Regions from separate parts of the Mus musculus genome. Here region 1 is linked to region 2. Evidence: chromatin loops called from intact Hi-C (ENCODE). Cell type or tissue: heart. All regions are shown on one strand. Each heading gives the region's core, and the rest is flanking DNA. Links, peaks and the distances in the headings are about the cores only.

Region 1 (9,788 bases), core at 1,204-9,203, 110 kb before region 2:
TACGGCATGAAGCAGAAGAACTCCCCCTCCCCCATAACTTTGGCCATACCTTACCTGCCGAAGCCACTGGGTATTAGCTTCCATGCCAGCTGCAGGCAAAGGTACTGAGGAAGCGTGAGTCAGCATCTGAAGGCCCACAGTGAGCCCAAAGCCTTATCATATTCGTGGCAAGTTGAACACAGGGAGGTCACCCCTTCTACCCACACTTTTTTTTATAGGCCTGCTAATCTCACACTAAGATTAGAGATGGTCAGATGGTTGTATTTTTCAGGCAGTCTAGGCTTAAGGGAAGGAAAACTGTGCAAGAATGACTTTAGATCAGAATATCCCTTTTAGCTTCGGAGGTTCAGAAAAGACTTTTGAACTCTGTGCGGACACAATGGGTTGTCAGAATGGGCTTCTGTGCCTTGGTGCCTGGCTTTGGGGCATTAAGAATAAATGGTTCTGCATTAAGCACAGATTTGAAGGAAGTGCTTCGTTGTAAGGTTAGGAATCAATGTGTCTGGTGCTTAGATCTGTCTGAAGACAGATCCGAGAGCAGCCAGTAGAGGTGGTGACAGTGGGGTGGCCCTGCTGCCTTGGGCTCAGTGTCGATGAGAGGCAGGGTGCCATGATTTTGAAGTTGAGGGCCCTGAGTGGCATCAGGGACTCTGTTTCCTGATCTGCTGTGACCTGGGAGGGGAAAGGAGATCTGACAGTCTGCGATGCTTAGAGAGGTAGACCTCAGATGGGTTTGCATAAGCTCCCTGGAGCCCACCAGTAGAGCTGAAGGATACCAGGATGTGTCACCCCATAACATGCCGCCCTGGAAAAATGATTCCGTTTTGCTGAAGGCAACTGAGGACCAGAAGTGAAGAGAAGGTGTCCTTGAACCAGAGGCAGGGGGGAGGGCGCATGATTGGGATAGCACACAGAAGAGCTACATAAGCTAGCCTTACTGAAGCAAATTTTTGTCTTTCACCTGCCTCACCCCACCCCATGTCCAGTTTATTTGCCAAAAGTGAGTCCTGTTAACGAAAACACAGAGAACGTTACCAACCTGGTGGCCTTGAATTCATTCATGGCAGGAGGAATTTGAAATTTCTATAAACTACATATCAACTTATCAAAAATGTCAACAAAGGTATTGGACTTTCTATGAATGCATCCATAAGAGAGATGCCTAGGAGGTCTTATGAGTAGAGAGAATTACTTCTTGTAAATATGAATAATCTTTTATTGACAGTGGACCACACTGATCACATAATGTTTAATCTGGTCTTATTAATATTTGCACATGAACAACCGCACAGAAACCTTTGTTAGATAAGGATCTTCCAAGAAAGAAATAATGGGCTAATCATGGTCTCTCCGGAGAAGTGATGTCTTCCTTGCATCCCTTTCCCAATCATCCCCAAACTTACTGGTTGTCTCCCATGCAGGTTCTATTCTTCCTGGAGCTTCTAGGAGTCCCTACAGTGTGATTCTGTTTGTCCTTTACCATATCTTGAGAAAGCTTGGATGCCAGTCCAGTAGGACAGTTGTGGACACAGTGTGGGAAGATAGTCTTACTGACCAGGTGCTGGTTCCTCATGTTCGCACTTGTGTGGCATTCTCTAGCCACACAGTGAGTGAACATTTTTACCTGGTCTTCCATGAGCTGAGGACTCTGCCCTTGGTCTTAGTTGGGAATGACTCTCCCCACTCACTGACTGTGAAATTCAGGCCCATAACTTCTGTCTTCTCAAAGCATAAAATTGGAACATTCATACTTCTGCCCTGAATTGTCATAAGAATTGATATAAATCTTGTCACCTGGTATACAGTAGATACTTCTTAGTGGTTTTTAAAATTTATTATTCTTTGTTTATTTGGGCACACATAGGGAGGTCAGAGAATTGCTTGCAGAAATGAGTTTTCTCCTTCCTCTATGTGAATCTCAGAGAATAGCACCAGAAACCTTTATCTGTTGAGACTTCATGCAACTTTCATTATTCTTTCTTTATCCCTTCTTTGGTACTTCTTCTGGAATGAAGTACCCTTGAGAGCTCCTCTACTCCTAGCTCCTATTGGGATCTTCTAATAGAATTTTCTGAAGGTCAGCTATAACCAGTGCTGCCGTAGGTCACCCGCAAACTCCTATATCCATCCACTGATCTTTATTTTTAAGCAGTTTGAACATTTGACCTCTCTTTGGGAGGAATATTGGGAGGACTTGATTATCTCAAAGGGAAAAAAAAATGATCTGTCAGCCAGATAAGTGTGTCTAAGTTATAGGAAATTGAATTGACACACAAGAGCCCATTGTTTCTATGGTAGGAATTGAATTATGTTAGAGAAAGATCAGAGAGCTGTTGCTGACTTCCCAGAGGATGCTAAAATTAGATAAGATGCTGCAGTTTTGTTATATGGCACGGGGGTAAGGAGACTTTAAAGAAAGCATCTAGCTGGGGCCCATTCAAAGTCAATCAAGGTTTACTTAAGCAAAGGACAACTAAATGTAATGAGTTCACTGAAAGGCAGAGGAAAAATAATCAAAATCATTTTCTATAGTGGCTATTAAAGTGAAAGACACGGGGCAGAAAATGCCATTCAACAAATACAGCAAAAAAATAAAAGCAGAGGCTGTAAAATGTTGATTATCTTGGAGCCCTTTAGAAAGGAGTTAACAGTTGACTTTATCTTTTCAAGCAAAGATCTTTTAAAAAGGATTTTAAGTGGATGGTTTCTAGAAAGATTACATTCTTTTACAAGTTCTCAGAGTATGAATAATAGAATCTAACCCTTTTCTGACTTGGAGTGCCAGTGAAATTATATTACTGTTAGTTATTGTAGACTCTTTTGTTGATATATGATGCCCTCAATATCTGATTAGGTGCTTGATGCTAACTGGCTTTAAAGTGTTCCCAGACTTCTGTGGGTATCAGTTTTCTCTCTCTGCCTGGGTGTTGCTTCTGATAGCTGGCCATCTCTAGTGTCCTTCATCACTTGCAGTGATTGCTAAGTTCAAACCAAATTTGTACAAAGCTACTTGTAGATTGTTACATACAATTTGAATGTTAACTTTGCCTCACGGGCTTACACATTTGATCAATTGGTTCCCAGATAATGGCACTGTTACAGGTGGCTGTGGGACCTTTGAACATGTGTCTTGGCTAGCACAAGTGGGCCTCAGGGGGTGATACCCACTCCTGGTTTCAGTCTGAGCTCTGATTCTTGTCTAGCACTACAGTGTGACTAGCTACCTCATGGTCTCATCGCCATGGATAGGAGCCAGTCCTGGTGGCGTGGTGTGAGCTGAGATCAACACTCCCTTCACTGAGTTGCTTCTGTCACACATTTTGTCACAACAATAAGAAAAGGTACAGATATATAAACTAAATTCTGAATGAACATTTGAGGGTTTAGGTGGAATAAATATGAGACTTCATCTTTTTTTTTAAGATATTTCAATTATTCTATCATCTTTTATTCTGAACTATGCCTAAATTAGAAAGAGTACTCCAAATATAACCTGTAGAATGAATATATACTAGAAGGGAAGATTCATTAGATTGGTTTGGGCTAGAAGGGCTGGGTAGTGTCTCATACTGAAGAGCCTGAGAGCCAGGTAGCTTCTCAGTCTACGAGGCTAGGTATCAGCAGTCCCTGCATGACACTACTAGCTTGGAGGATTCCTGAAGAACTTCTGGTCTTTAGCTCACGTAGGAGACCTGCAGAAGCTGGACTCTGAAGTCAGCAAAGAAATGCAGCAGCAGCAGCAGAGTAGTTGAACTTGCCAGCAAGACCGAAGGCAAGCACTCGAAAAGCCAAGCTTCCTCCTTTAACCTCTTTTAACCTGCCTGACATCAGAAGGTACTGCCCATGTTTAGGTACTGCCCATGTTTAGGTTGGTCCTTCCCACTCCAGGTAACTCAATAGGGCATATCTCTCACAGGTGTGTTCAGTAGCTTGCCTCTTATTGACTCCAGGTCAAGTTGACTACTGAGATTGACCACCCCCACGCTTTAGTATCAAACAATGCCTCACATGAGAATGCTTTCCATAAATTATAATTGATATTCAAGTATGAAGAAATGTGGTATTTTCAGGGATGGTCATCTTCAGCTGGCGCAGCCCTCCACACTCTGGTTATCTTTATTACTGGGTGAACTTAGGGAGATGGCGCTTGATACTGATGAAGATGCTGAACCTGGAACCTAGATCTTATGCTAAGGAGTCACAGTTGCCTAATGACTATGTTTTGCAGGAGGTATAGTAGGTCAGCTTGGCTGCTCAGCTGTCTCAGACGCCAGGCTCACTTGATAGGTTGAAGTATATATCCACGCAAAACTATATAACCTTCCTGGAGACCATTGGGGCTTGGGATACCTGACCCTCAGGCCAGTCTCCTGCCATAAGCAGCCTATGTGCTTTATTCCAGTCTGCTCTCCAAGTCCTGTTTCTATGTGTCACTGTGCAATAAAGAATGCTAACTAGCCCTGTGTTGGGTGACACACTGAGTCATAAAGCCATGCTTATGGCTGTAGGCAGCTCATGCTCCCTTCAGCTGTCATTGCGTGACATGCTTAGCTGAGAGTTCCATATGACTGGGTGACAAGAAAGTTTGCTCTCCTGGGGCCACTAACCAAGGATCTAGCTCCTTGGTTCTAATATGAGAAACATTTTAGAAGGTTCAATTTATGAGTTCAAGTTGTGTCACATATCTGTAAATTCAGTATTCTGGAGTAGAGGCAGAAATAGGAGGAACGTGAAGTTCAAGGCTAGCCTGGGCTACATGATAAAACCCTGTTTTGTTTTGTTTTGTTGTTTTTGTCATTGTTGTTTTGAATATTTTGGTTTGGTTGGTTGTTTTTTATATATTCATTCAACGGTTCATCATGGAGCACAGACACTGGGATAAACTCTGAGACACCAGAATGAACAATGTGAGCAACCTGCTCCAGTGAACTGTGAAGGTACAGAGGTCATCACAGCACAAGGCTACGATGCAAGCACCACTTAGTTCTGACCTTCAAAGTGGAAAAACCTGTCTAATCCTTGATCTCTAGTTCCAAACAGGACACTAATACAACCTGGCCGAGGCCTCAGGCGCTCTCATCACTTCCTGGAGGGTGTGTGGGGGAGGGGAGAGCTCTTGTATCATCATCATTAGAGCTCACTCACTGGACATTCCCCCATGTCCTTTTGGCAACCTTCAGTGTGGGGCTCTTGAGCTGCTGCGGCAGCTTACATTTACCCACAGAGCTGGAGGGCAGACTTGTGGACGGTGGCTGTCATCCCAACACTTTAGATAAGAGGATAGACACAGAGCACAGTTGTTGTGTCTCTCTGAGCCAAAACATGTGCTTAGCAGCATTGTTTGCCTTCTACCAGGACAGTGTGCCTCCACAGAAGACTTTCCTCTCTGAAGGAAACCGAGACTATTGTTCAGAAAGTTCAAGAACAGGAAAGATGGAGTTTTAATGTCTTTTCCCTCCGTGGGTTGTGAAACGACTAACTTCTGACCTACAGGAACAGAAGGAAGTTAAGCAGGTAAACAAAGCCATGTCTAAGGAGGCATTATGATTGCCTTGTTTTGAAAATACAAGAACATTCTGAGCTTCCAGAGGAAATGCTTGTGTACGCACAATTTGAAGATTGCCGTTTCCTTCTTGGACGAAATGATTGGAAACTTCATTCCAGAGAAACTTGAACTAGCTTTGTCTCCCCAATACCTGTCATCTTCAGAGTTAGTTGACTGGGGTTCAACTTCCTATCCAGAGAGAACTACAACTAATGCTGGCACATTTGTCAGGAACTGTAACAGATATCTCGATATCTTATTAAGCCAAAATAGAGTGTGATTATTGTGAGTCAAATGTTATGCTCCTTGTGTCTTTCTCACACACATATTTTATTGCATGTTAAAAGATTTGATAGATACAAAAGGAAGACAAACAAGTTATTTCCTAGTACGGAATCTGGCATCGTGGGTTGTCCTGGTAATTATCTGAATGGAATGTCTGTTTTTGAAAACATGCCTATTACTCCTCTGAGCAGGCATACTGAGAGTCCGCATGACCCTAGAGTGGAAAGCAGGTTTGTCTCTGTTCAGATCTTGCTTCCTGGGGCCCAGTATCGAGCCAGCAGTGAACTCAGGTCTCCCCGTGCTGAACAGAGGGTTAATTAGCCTTGAGGCAGTTTTACAAGATGAAGATGTTTCCTCACTGTGAGAAGAGTGTCATAGTCTTGCCAGGAGAATTTTGGTGCCCGGGATATCAAAGTAGAGGCCTTCTTGGATCAATGAACATGCCATCCATTCAAGGGTCCAGGGAAAGCTCAAAGATGAGAAGGCAGCTGCAGTATCCTGCCTTTTGTCTGCCAGGATAGCCAGCTTCATGCACAGTGACCGCCCCCCCCCCCATGTCTGTCCTTTGAAGATCTTGCCTTGTCATTTACTTCAGTACTTTCTCACCTGTTGTAACCTCTGCCTGGAATTTCCTCTGCCTTGCCTTGCCTTGCCTTGCCTTGCCTTGCCTTGCCTTGCCTTGCCTTGCCTTGCCTTGCCTTGCCTTGCCTTGCCTTGCCTTGCCTTGCCTTGCCTTGCCTTGCTGCCTCCTCCTCCTCCTCCTTCTTCTTTAAAAAAAAAAAACCCATAATTATTTGGTTTATTTCTTTATATGTCAGCATGGGGTAGGGTGTGCATGTGAAGGGCAGAGGGCAGTTTCTGGCAGTCTGTCCTTTCCTCCTTCCATGTGGGGTTCAGGCAATATCTCAGGCCAGCAAGCTTCTGGACCCACTGAGCCATTTTCCAGCCCACCAGCTTTCGTTCAGCCTGCTCATTCTCATATTTTCTCTGTCTAATCCATGACAGACTCCTCCTGGTCCCAGCATGTATTCTAATCCTGTGTGTTTACTCTCCTACTATTCTCCAACTCCATTGCCTACGTGCTATGTTCAATGACAGCAGGGAGAGTCTGTGTCCCTCTTGGCCTGCATGGTTTTCTACTTGGCACATGGTCACAGCTCATTGGATATATGTTGAATAATATGACTGAGTCATGAGTGGATTAACACTAAAATTATTCGTGTTGCCTGTCTTAGTTGCTTTGCTATTGCTATGACAAAACACCATGACCAAGGCAACTTGTAGAAGAAAGCATTACCGTTTCAGAGGGTGAGTCTATGGCCATCGTGGAAGAGCATGGTGGCAAGGCAGGCAGGCATAGCCCTGGGGCAGTGTCTGAGATCTTACAGATTGATCTGTATGTAGGAGGGAGGGAGGGATAGGGAGAAGGATAGATATGGGGGAATAGAGGGAGATGGAGAGAAAGACTGGGCCTGGCATGGGTGTTCAAAACCTTCAAGCCTACTCCTAGTGATACCCCTCCTTCAACATGGCTACTCCTTCTAATCCTTCCCAAACAGTTCCAGAAAATAGGGGAAAAAAACCATTCAAACACATGAGCCTATGGGCACCATTCTCATTCAAACCCACTAAGTTAAGAAAATGAGGTAGTATATAATTATATATGGTCCTTAGTACTTAGTTTCTCAGAAGTATGTCCTCTGAGAATGCCAGATGTGGTGAGCAAGTATAGAAATGAGTTAGGACATAAGCTGCAACATAAAAACCAGGTATGTGTATGGGGGACATACCTGTAATGCCTGCCATCACTGGCAAAAACAGGAGGGTTTTAAGTTTGAGGCCAACCAGCTTGGGCTACGTAGAAGACTCAATCTCAAAAGATAAATGAATCAGTAAGTAAGTAAATAAATAAAAAGCAGAAGAAACACTATGGCGATAGTACATTTACCTTTGAAACGGGATAAAGAAGTGGGCCTTCAGTCATCTTTAAGTCTTAAAAATATTTCATCTAATAAAATCTTGTCACTCTTCAGTTGTTCCCCAAGTCAGTCTTATCGAGAGAAAATAGAAATGTCCACCCACATTCCTGATGGCCTCATGTTTCCCATAAAATTAAGGCTGGAGAGACTGAGAGTGGATGTGGGGAGAAGGTATTTAAAGTTTCTTTAAAAAATTGTTTTTGGGGGTGGGGAACATTCCTGTCCCCAGCCACAGACTTCTGAGTCTCTAGCGATGTGCAGCAGCTTCCAGGAAATGAAGCCATGACAGATAATTCTGACTTGGATGGGGTCAGGGTGTTGGCTTCAGAGCTGCCATTGGGCTGATGAAATTTTGCCAGACCACAGAAGAATCTGGAAGAGGGGAAATGGCATGAGCCTGGAAGAAAATCCCCCTGGGATTGTGAAGTTGAGTAGAAGAAAGGGGTGCGGGCTACACTGTTCTTGGAGCTTCCTTTCTTGGACACCCCCCCCCCAAGTTGTAGCTAGCCTTTGGAATTCTCCAGAGCTTGAAGGTAAGAGGTGTGAGTAAGAAGTGGCCTCAACTGTGCAGAGAGGAAAATGCTGGTGATGTGGAAGGTTCTTGTCTCCACCTAGATAAGGTGGCATATGACTCTCTGCTACCACACCTGCCTTCTTTGAATGTTGGAGTTCCCCAACTCACTGACATTATTCATCTCCAAATTGCTGATGGTCTCTGCCCCCAGGACCTACGTATCACTTGAGAGGTACCATTTGTGCAGATATGGACCAGAGAGAGCACACTTCCTTTTGAAGGTCAGGAAAACACAAGAAACCTGGCTCCGACGACGTGTGAGCTGGCTCAGAAGGAATTGTGGGAGTGGCTAGAGACACAGAGGGAAGAAGATGAATAGGAGCCTGTTGCCTTGGCTGTGGAGAGAGGAAATAAGGGGGTGATTGGGAATGAGTGGAGTGAAAAATGTTCTCACAAGAAAGCAGAGTTGCAAACCAAGGCGGGGCCCAAAAATAGACAGTAAGAAAACACCATTGCCAAAGACTGGCTCTATCTTCCTTCAAGCAGGGCAAGGAGGGGCATGTTAAGTCTGAAATGCCCTGTCAGTTCATGTTTTGAGTATTTACTCTGTGGCTGCTTGGGAGGCTTTGGAACTCTTAGGACTGGGCGCAACACTCGGGGTGCACCTTTAAAAAGTAAACTCAATCTTTGGTTCTGGTTCCACCTGATGTGAGGAGCCTCCTTCCCAAGTACCTGCCACCATGAACTGAGCTGGGTCATGATAGTATTGTCAGGGAAGGAGATATGAAGAGGAAGCTGGATTAAAATTCTCTGAAACAGCCGAAATAAACCTATTAAGTTGCTTCTGTCAGGTACTTTGGTCATAGCAATATGAAAGACTTAACGAAAATGATTTCTTATGGTTTCACTCATTCTCCTACTCATATTTCCCTCCTTCCTTCTCCTTCCCTCCCCCCCCCACTACTCCCTCTCTTTCTCTCTCTTTTTCCTGTCTTCCTTCCCACCCCCCTCTGTGTGTGTAGTCATACATAGAACATAACTATAAATGAGAAGAACAAAATCCATCCCCCAGTTAACAGGTGACATAGTAAGCAAGGACCAGATAGTACGATTATAAGCCATGATACTGGCAACGGAGAAAAGGAGAAACTGGCATGAGTCTTGAGGGCTCCAGAGAAAGAAGAGCAAGGACCAACACCCTAAGGGAGAAAGCTTATGGATATATTGTGGATCCCACATCGTCTTCCTCCTGTCCCTTCCTCCTCTTCTCCCCTCTCCTGTCCCTTCCTCTCCCCCTTTCTTCTTAGACAAGGTTAGAACCTACGGCTTTGCACATACTAGGTTTCTTATTCTATCACTGTGATACCTTCTCAGTCCTTTTGCATATTTTAATTTCAAGACAGTATCTCACTGACTGGCCTAGGCTGGCTTTGCAACCACTCTGTAGCCCAGACAGGCCAGAACG
Region 2 (9,788 bases), core at 492-8,491:
AGCCATGAAGAGCATGTATTACTTTTGCAGAGGACCCCAGTTCAGTTCCCAGCACCCATATAATACATGTAACTGCTGATCCAGAGCATCTGGTGTCCTCTTCTGGCCTCTGAGAGCACTTGCAACCATGTGCTTACATACACACATGCACACACACACACACACACACACACACACACACACACACACACTTAAAAAAAGAATTAAGTATTTAAAAAAATAAAGAATTGAGAAACTGCAATAGCTGGTGTGTGTGTGTGTTTTCTTTCTGGTTATGATTTTTCTAATATTCATAAGATTACATTTAGATTTGGAATTGAACATCTCAAGTTCTTCTCAATATCTTGATATATTTGCATTTTACAAATTGCTATGAATCACTTGCTTATGCCACAATCAATATTTACTTTTTATTTTCCCTGTCTCTCTGCCTGTCTGCCTGTCTCTGTGTGTATGTTGTTACAAGTGCCACATCACACAGGTGGAGGTCAGAGGACAACTTTCAGCAGTCAGTTCTCTCCTTCTGCCGTGTAAGTCCCAGGGATTGAACTCAGGTTATCAGGCCTGGCAGCAAGCCCCTTACCTACACTGAGCCATCTCACTGGCCCCACAGTGACTATTTAGAGCACAGTGTATGCAGACAGAAACATCATCCCATCGATTCTAAGTGGAGAGTCCTGATAAAATGACATCCACTCCATTTTCCTCTGTGCACTGTTCTCTTTCAGGTAATCTGTCACTCCAGGTACCTTTCCTAGTAACTAAAATGAAGGAAAAGAAAAATCACTTAAACGGCTCTCCAATTAAGACAATGCCACTGCAGATCGCCCAGGTTTTATTTAATACAGGAATTTTTCCTCTGCCCCCTTTCCCCTTTTAACCAGCCAGTTCCAGAAATGAGATGCTGTGCTTTGGTGGTAGGCGAGGATCAAATTAAACTACTGAGTTTTGTGAGGCTAATATTTCAAATGAGAGATTTCAGCTCACTCAACTTGTTTTAACACACGTATGCCTGATGAAGCGTTACTTATGTGAATAATTAGCTCGAATAATGTGTGAAGGCAAAAGGGCAGCTTTTCAGGCAGTAGATAACTGTTCCTCCAGGGGTGCTCTTACAAATAAATGGGGAGAGAAAGAGGCGGCTGTGGCAAGTGATGCGGCCACTTCTCCTAAGGGCCTCACCTGGGACCCAGTGCAGGGCTTCTGCAGCCCTGCGTGCAATGACAAGGATATAATGAGCAGAAGTAGGTCCCCAGCCATGTTGAGCAGACCACATGCTCAGCCAGGAGAATCTGTATGGGCATAACCATTGCTTCACGTGACGTGTGTTACTCTTGCAACCTGGCGTACAAGACAGAAGAAAAGCCAATGTTTGAGTCCATTGGAGCAGCCAGAACTGTAGTGTCGGTTTGAATATGCTTGGCCCAGGGAGTGGCACTGTTTGAAGGTGTGGCCTCGTTGGAATAGGCGTGTCACTGTGGGCATGGGCTTTAAGACAATCTTCCACTAGCAGCCTTCAGATGAAGATATAGAACTCTCAGCTCCTCCTTCACCATGCCTGCCTGGATGCTGCCATGTTTCTGCCTTGAGGATAATGGACTGAACCTCTGAACATGTAAGCCAGCCACAAATTAATGTTGTCTGTATGAGAGTTGCCTTGGTCATGGTGTCTGTTCACAGCAGTAAAACCCTAAGACATGTACTGAGTTCATCAATTCTACCACTTTGATACAGTTTTTTGCTTTTGTTTTGTTTTTACTTTTAATAATCTACATTCGTGCGGGCCATATTTTTACTGTACTAGCTGAGTAAAGCTTTATTCTTTTGGTTCAGGGGTGGGGGGAGAGGAGGACAGGGTCTCACTCTCTACCCCATGCTGGACAGAACTCAATTGTAGTCCAGATTGGCCTCAAATTTATGATCGCCTCCCTGCCTCAGACTCCTGGGTGCTAGGAATTACAGGCAGGAACATCATGCCCTGCTTGAGAGCAACGGAAAGCAGACAGCAAGAGCGTCTTCCTTGGCTTCAAACACGACTCAATCCGTCTCACTTCTCAACCTTCGGACCTGGATATTCCGAGTCTCTTATTTTGGAGCTAGACTCAGCTGGGGCTTAAAACTGGCTCCAGACGCTCTGTAGCTTTAGCAGATGGTGGAGTCTTCTAAGAAGCAATTCTGCGGTGGGTTTTCTATTCCCTAACAGAGTGTTTTAAACATAACGTGCTTTCTCACGCAGCCTTCTCATCTCTTAACCAGTCTCTGTCTTATCCCGGGGAAGAAATGACAGGAGGGAAGAGACAGGACGCACAGCCTCCTCCTCCACACACAGCCTCCTCCTCCACGCGCACCAGGAGAAACCTGGATCGATCCTTTTCTCCCCAGACATCAGTTCTTTCCCTGGCCTTCTGCTTTTAACTTTTTTGGAGGGTTTTGTTTGCTTGTTTATGCCTCTGCGTGTTTTATGTCTGTTTTTTCACATGCTCCGTGGAGACCAGGGGTTGACATTAGACACCAATAACACGCTTCTGCTTTGTGAAGTTTTTCAATTTTATTTTTTGAAAGGCAGAGTCTTTTACTAAACCTTGAGCTCACGGATTGGCTAGACTATCTGGCCAATGAGCCCCTGGGTTCTTCCTTTTTTCTCCTCCCGACCCAGGGATTAAGAGCACACACCACCAAGCCCTGCTTTTTATGTGGGTGCTAGGGTCCTCAAGCTTCCACAGCAAGCTCTTTATACACTTTTAGACAGAGTCCCACTGTGTAGCCCAGGCTGGCCTCAAACTCATGATCTACTTACCTCAGAGGCCTCCCAAGTGCTGGGATTCCAGGCATGTGTGCATGTGTGCCACAACATTTGGCTAAGAGTTTCAATCACTCAGTTCATTCACTAATTAATTTTTATTTATTTAATTTTTTATTTAATTAATTTGAGGTCTAGTCTTTAGCTAAAGATATCCTCAAACTCCCTACTTAACCTACAATGACCTCAAGTTTCTGATGCTTCTACCTCTATCCTGCAAGTGCTGCTGGGATTGCTGGCCTGGTGTCACACCGCTGCCATTACACACAGTGGTGTCTCACCACTGCCATTACACACAGTGGTGGCACACTGCTGCCATTACACACAGTGGTGGCACACTGTTGCCATTACACACAGTGGTGGCACACTGTTGCCATTACAGACAGTGGTGGCACGCTGTTGCCATTACACACAGTGGTGGCACGCTGTTGCCATTACACACAGTGGTGGCACATTGTTGCCATTACACAGTGGTGGCACACTGTTGCCACCAGGGCCACTTGATGGTACTCGGGGCTAAGTCCATACTACGTGATCACTTTATCAACTGAGTTTCAATCCCAGCCCTTGATCTCTTTTGTTAAAACCACCTCTTTTCTTCAGTAGTAACTGGCGATGCCTTAGTTTAATTTTTACACTTTAGTGTTCATATATGTAACACGTATCGGTCAGAGGACAACCTGTGGTTGTTGCTCCATGGGTCTTGGGGTCAAATTCAGGTCATCAGGCTTGGTGGCAGGTACCTTAATCCACAGAGCCCCTTTGCTGGCTCTTTTCTGGAGATACTTGGTTTTAAAATGATTAGCTCTTTATTGAGGATCTCACAGAAGGAATTCAATGGATGTGGGTTAAAGAGATGCCTATGTCATTGTTAGCCATGCAACTGGTTTGTAAGTAACTGATGGTTGTTAAATTTTTCTTAATTAAAAATTTTAAACCTGACATTTCCTTCGCTTCTACAAATTATTTAGCTGCTCATATTAAAAATATAAATATAGAATCATTTCTATGAAAGAAAGCCATTTAAAAAAAATCCTTGCCAAACCCCAAAGTAAGATAGTTTTAAAGATAGTTAAATAGAAATGTTTCTGTTTTTGTTTCTTGTCTTGTCTTTGTTTATTCTGTTTGTTTATTTTTGTTCTTCTTCAGCTCCTTTCTACTCCCAGTATCTAGGAATTTCCCCAAATCTGTCCCCTAAGTTCCCCCTTGTTTAAGCTGGTTAAGTTTTGGCCTTTCAAAAATATTAAGCAATACAACCAATTTCCATGTTGCCTCCTCTCCTTATGGTGAAATTTCCAGCGATGGGCCACAGATTAGATAATCTAAATGTTATCTCCCAGGTACACGTGCCAGACCTGCTTCCGGGAAGGAAAGGAATGAGCAGTAGACCGGTGGATGAATGCAAGCTTACACTGGACTTGGAGCAGTTCGAGAACTGTACCATGTGTTCCTGAAACACAAAGCCAAAAGACTGAACAGTTCTCTCCGCGAGGGCTCTGCTAAGATCCCAGTCCTTCTCCGATGTTTTCCCCATCGTCAGAAATAAATATCACTGAGCCCAAGTACGAGGTGCACCACCAGGTTGAGCTATACAGCAAGACTTCGTCTTAAACGCACAGCAAACAAACGGCACAGAGATAGGGTCATTGGCAGGCAGGGATGGCTAGATTGCTTCCCAGCGGTGCTGGGGCGAGGGGGGGCGGCTTGCAGGAGGGGGTGTCCAAAAATAGCTAGTCTCCATTCTGCGAGGACACTGAGCTTCAGAGAGATGGAGTTTTCCAAAGATCCAAGGCTGAAACCCATATCTCCCGGCTTATCTTAGAAACCAAAAAAGACAGTATAGGCCAAGAGAAACAGGTGGTAAAAATATGAAGGTTGTACACCTTTAACCACTAATCTCTTGTATTGAGATTCCCATCCTGCTAGGTCCTGAGATGAGCCTGTTATCTTTAAGATGGGGTAACATCTGGGTGTCTGAAAGAAAGGGCAGGGAGTGTACCAGGTGTATAGTGAACGAATTGGATGAGAGATAGGCTGGGTGACATAACTTGGTAAGGTGTTTCAATGTAGCAGAACCCACACATAGAAACCCTTGGCACGAGTTAATATAAGAATGGTGCTTGGATCAAATTACCGGCTTATATTGGGTCAGCTGCAAAAACTTTTCTACTTAGATTCTTCTTTTGACAACCCACGGTGGCAAATGCCAGCGGAAAAGCCTCTTCTTTAGGCTCTCTGTCTTGCTTGCTTCTCTTTTGGCTTTCACAAACCACCTGGTTATTAGAGTAACCCCACGCAGGAGTCCTGAGAACCGTAGTAGCAACGTAGCATCACAGGAGCCTTTGATCACAGTTCTCTCAAACCCGGACAGAAAGGCGTCCCCTGGAGCTGCGGGCGACAGCGGGCTGGGAGGAGCGTCGCCCAGTGGCAGAGGCCGCGACCGTGCTGGGGATTGGGGAGAGGATGGGCTCCCACCTCCCGCAGCTCCACAGGCGGTGCCGGGAGGCGGGGCTTCAGCCCACCGAGACTGGGAATTGGTTGCCGGAGCTGGGGAGGAGGGGCAAGCACGCTGTGATTGGCGGAGTCCGGTGCCGGAGGGGCGGGGCCTCTATAAAAGACGCGTGCCTGTAGCGGCGCAGGCAGTAGGGCTGTCGGAGCGGCGCGGCCGTGTAGCTCCCGGGAACTGGCTGTCGTGGGGGTGGCGGGGACGCGAGTGGCGGCTGCGTGGGGTGCAGGGCGGGTGGCCGCACGGCTGCACCTTCCTCACGGAGCCCGGAGTCGACTTGGAGCAATTGCGGTGAGGCGACAGCTCCGGCGCACACCCGAGAAGAAGCGGCGGTGGCGGCGGCCCCAGCCATGCTGTGCTATGTGACGAGGCCGGACGCGGTGCTGATGGAGGTAGAGGTGGAGGCAAAAGCCAACGGCGAGGACTGTCTCAACCAGGTGAGGGCGGCGATCGGAAAGGGGATCCCTTCTTGTCCCCGGGAAGCCTCGGGGCTCGGGGATGCTCCCCGGGAGCCGGGCGACGTTGCAGCAGCGGCCCGTGGAGTGCTCCCGGGACGCCAGGCTCCAGCCTCCTCCTCCTCCCCGCGAGTGGAGAGTGCGGTGGGGGGGGGGCGGGGGGAGCATAGAGGACGCTTACGGTGGGGGATCCGGGGCCCGGAGACCAGAACACTGCTGGGAACCTCCACCCTGTCCGTTAGCCTGGCACTTTTCTCTAAAGAAGGTGGCCCGGCACACCTGCCGCAGGTGTGTGTGTGTGTGATGCCTCCCGTGGAGTCCTTGCAAAGCCCGGCAGCGCCACCCGCGTCCCGGGATGAGATGGTTGCAAGCGGTCGCTGGCCCCGGGGCTCCCTAGCTGATCAGGTGGGCCCGAATCTCAAGCCGCTTCTCAGAAGGACTGTTCACCTGACACTCTAGGCTTGCTAGGGATCCAGAGTATATTGAGTAATTTGCGGGGGACGGTTCTGCAGGCAGCCTCCTTCTTGAGGGGTCTTTACACGTGTGTTTTCTTAAGGGTGACTAAGGCTCCTAACGGGGTGTGCCTAATGGATATTGGCAGGCCCATTTGACCCCTTGAAATACTGTGTCTACGAGACCTGTGGACCTGAGCTGTTTGGAAAGGCGCTTGTAAAGCTTAGCTGACACTTGTAGCATGCTTCCTCAATGCGTTTGTGTTTTTGGAATCCAGATGGTTAAAACTGTCCAGATAATACGCTGCCAAATCAGCTGTGCAGATGGTGCTGCGGGGCGGAGGGGGGGGGTGGCGGGGGGAATTCCAGCGATTGGAATAAGAAATAAAACACCCTGTGTGTTCTTCTACCTCAGCCTTTTGGGAAGTCTGTTTTGGGGGGACCCCTTTCCCTGTGCCATTGGTCAGACCCTAGAAATAGTCAAGCAAGGCCAAGCCTCCACTGGAGGGCTGCGTTTTGGCTTTGCTGTTTCCTTAAAACCTTGTTTTTCCGGTCGGTCTACCAACTGGCATTGCAAGAAGGTAGAACTTTGGGAAAGCAGGGGCCAGTCCTCTCCTCGGATGGAGCCCTTAGGTTTGCACTGCTCACACCCCATACCTTTGGTTTTGTTTTTAGGTGTGCAGGCGTCTAGGGATCATCGAGGTTGATTATTTTGGGCTGCAGTTCACGGGGAGCAAAGGTGAGAGCTTATGGCTGAATCTGAGAAACCGGATCTCCCAGCAGATGGATGGGCTGGCACCTTACCGCCTTAAACTGAGGGTCAAGTTCTTTGTGGAGCCTCATCTCATCTTACAGGAGCAGACAAGGTAAAGCGAGGCCGAAACAAACCAATGTCAAGTACACCTCAGATTCCATTTAGTGGTAGCTATCGTGCCCTCCCGGAGATGTTCCCTGGCAAAATTGACTTGGTGCAAAGGAAGTTCAGGAAAAATTCAAGTTTTCCAAAGCACAGTTGGCCTGGGTGGGTTTTTCAACACTTGGTTTTTTGTTTTGTTTTGTTTTTGTTTTTCCTGTTCTGTATAATATTAGTGGGAGAGGCAGGGTTGACTTCTTACAAACAAAAAGAAAACCAACTTCCTGACAGCTTCATCTAACGCCCGCTAGTAACCCCGCCTCAGCAGTGTTACTACAGGTCACTGTAGACCGTTCTAGCGGAAAGCAGGAAACAGTTCCTCTTGGGTTACTTAAACTTGGTCAGTCCTCAGCCTAAGTGTCAGATTACAGTGTGTAGCAGGAGCGGCTCTGTCTGGCCTCCTACAGATTTTAAAACTTTTTTAAGTTTCACAAAATCTTAATAAAAGAACTCTTTGAGGGGCCACTGTAAAGTAAATTTCAGCCTACAGATTTATTAAAAATGATTGTTGGACATGTGTTGTTGTTTTTTTCCTCCTTGTTAAACTAAGGGCCACCAGCCATGGTAGACAACCGAAGCCTGTGGGTGTGGTCTCCTTTTCAAACGACCAAAATACACACACACATACCCGGTACGTTTCCCTCTGAGCTGACTATATAATACTTTTCTCAAAGATGAACCAAAATAGGAAGGTGATGTTTAATATTTATTACCAAAATGCAAGAGACTACAGTGGCGTGTGGAAAAAAGGAAAATGATTGCTTTGAAAGCCACAGCAAACTTTGGATCCCAGCACTGATGTTTTCCATACTCCTGTGGCTTGGCAATGGGCCACGCATGTGAAACACGTGATCCTGCAGATTTCGACTCCTAATGGGGAACAGGCTCTTCTGAGAGGGTTTAACTTACCACTTTTTTTTATTTACTAAACAAGCGATGGAAACATTAAAAACTACCATCCATTTGGATTTGGAATGTCCACTTTGCCTGCCTTGCTGTGGCCTTTTAAAGGTTGAGAGAGATTTTGTTTATGAAGGAACCTGGCATAAGAAATTTTTACTGTTTCTGAAAATACCTTACAAATATTCATGTAGTGGCATACTTACAGATGCTGAACTGTCTGTATTAACCACAAGAGGCTCTGTCCTTTTTTAAAAACATTTACTCAGTGTCTCTGTGTACTTGTGTATGTGTGGAGGTAAGAGGACAGCTTTCAGAAGCCTCTTCTCTCCCTCTACTGTGTTGGACCTGGAGTCTGAACTCTGGTTGTCAGGCTCAGCAGCAAACATCTGAACCATCTCACTGGCCCATAGACAGATAGACAGATGGACAGACCGACCAAACTAGTTTGTGAAAGCTTCCTCAGTTCAGTCAATGAGAAAAATGCATGACAGCATTTATTTGTGTGTGTGTGTGTGTGTGTGTGTGTGTGTGTGTGTGTGCGTGCGTGTGTGTAGCAGTCACATTGTGATGCTACAGTGATTTCAGGGCTTCCAGGTGCAACCCAATTCTAGTGACATAAATTTATTTTTGAAATCAGCCAAAAGGTGAGGAAGCAAATAATTTCATTTAAGTAGTGGAAGGATAATAGCAAATGAATTGTATCGGGAATGCGTCATGCTTTATGACTGACTGTGAGGCGGTTTCTACTGCGATGTGCCCTCCTGTAATTAGGTCAATACCTGTGATCAGATCTACTTTATTCCTGTAAGAAAGCGGCGTTTGTGAATGAGTACTAGAATCAGATTTCCTGCACTGGGTTTTCTGTACCTTGGTTGCCTTTGACTCTTGGGAGTTATATCTAATGGCATTCAAAGTATGTGCCTTCCTGGCTCAACTCAGTCATTTCAGTTGATTTTCCTTCGTTTTCAGAGGTCCCATAGGATGGTTAGTGTAAAGCTGAGCCAGGCAAGAGGTTTGTAACCCCAGCGGCTTGGGAGGGAGAGGAACAAAGACTCTGAGGCCTTGGGTTATAGTGTGGGTCCAAGTCTAGTCTAAGAACTTAGTGAAATTCTGGGTCAAAATAAAACATAATCTGAGAGTTGAGAGCACAGTGATGCTTGCCTGACTTGCCCAGAGCTCCTCTTCTGAATAAAGAAGCAAGGGAGATTCTGGGGGGTGGGGGGTGGGGTGGGGAGGGGTGTGGAGACAGGAGATTTCGAGTTACATTTATTATGTTGGCTGCAGTTTTGTGGAGTTATCCAAAAAATAAAACTTTTAAGAAAATGCCTAAGGTTGATGACTAGTCTGCTTCAATATCCTCGTCATAGCGTAATATCTACTTTGTGTTTGTACCCTTTAATTGGACATCAAAAAGTTGTGCTAGGTCCAATTTCATATCTTTTTAATTATTTATTTTAAGAGTGTGGGTCTTTTGCCTGCATGGTACTAAAGAAAAAAACTATTTTTCCTTTAATGTTATATTAACAAAAAAGAAAAAGAAAAAAGAAACACACACACACACAACCAAGCCTGTTGACAAACTTTTTGAAGTTCCATTGTTTGCAATAAAATATTTATGTTAAATCCTGTGGTTCCACTCTACGTCTGTTTGTGTAGTGAGTTAACACAGCTTGGACAATTCAGTTTTAAGAGGTGGCTTTATTGAGGCAAGCCATGAGGGTGCAGTTAGTGGACTGAGGGTATCTAGGCATTTCATTAA

The links. A loop is a pair of places that touch in the nucleus more often than their neighbours do. Peaks named below come from ENCODE experiments on the same cell type or tissue, not always from the same donor. Only the 100,000 strongest peaks of a DNase experiment are listed, where the experiment ranks them.
Region 1: a loop joins it to region 2, with 7 times the contacts of the local background. A loop is called at or near these places in 7 of 42 quality-filtered maps.

The regions. Positions count from the first base shown.
Region 1 is chr13:45,269,358-45,279,145 of GRCm38, forward strand. No RefSeq gene overlaps it. Among named protein-coding and RNA genes, the nearest start is that of Gm34466, 6.5 kb to the left of the region's middle. In heart, for the core only: no CTCF peak of the experiment used is centred there; DNase peaks (open chromatin) are centred at 5,204 and 8,654; H3K27ac peaks cover 1,574 bases.
Region 2 is chr13:45,384,301-45,394,088 of GRCm38, forward strand. Mylip (myosin regulatory light chain interacting protein) reads left to right here and starts at 5,442. Exons shown (of 7, transcript NM_153789.3): 1 at 5,442-5,743; 2 at 6,889-7,079. The coding sequence starts at 5,657. In heart, for the core only: CTCF peaks have their summits at 3,084, 5,234 and 6,117; DNase peaks (open chromatin) are centred at 5,421, 6,201, 7,391, 7,961 and 1 weaker place; H3K4me3 peaks cover 3,107 bases; H3K27ac peaks cover 2,692 bases.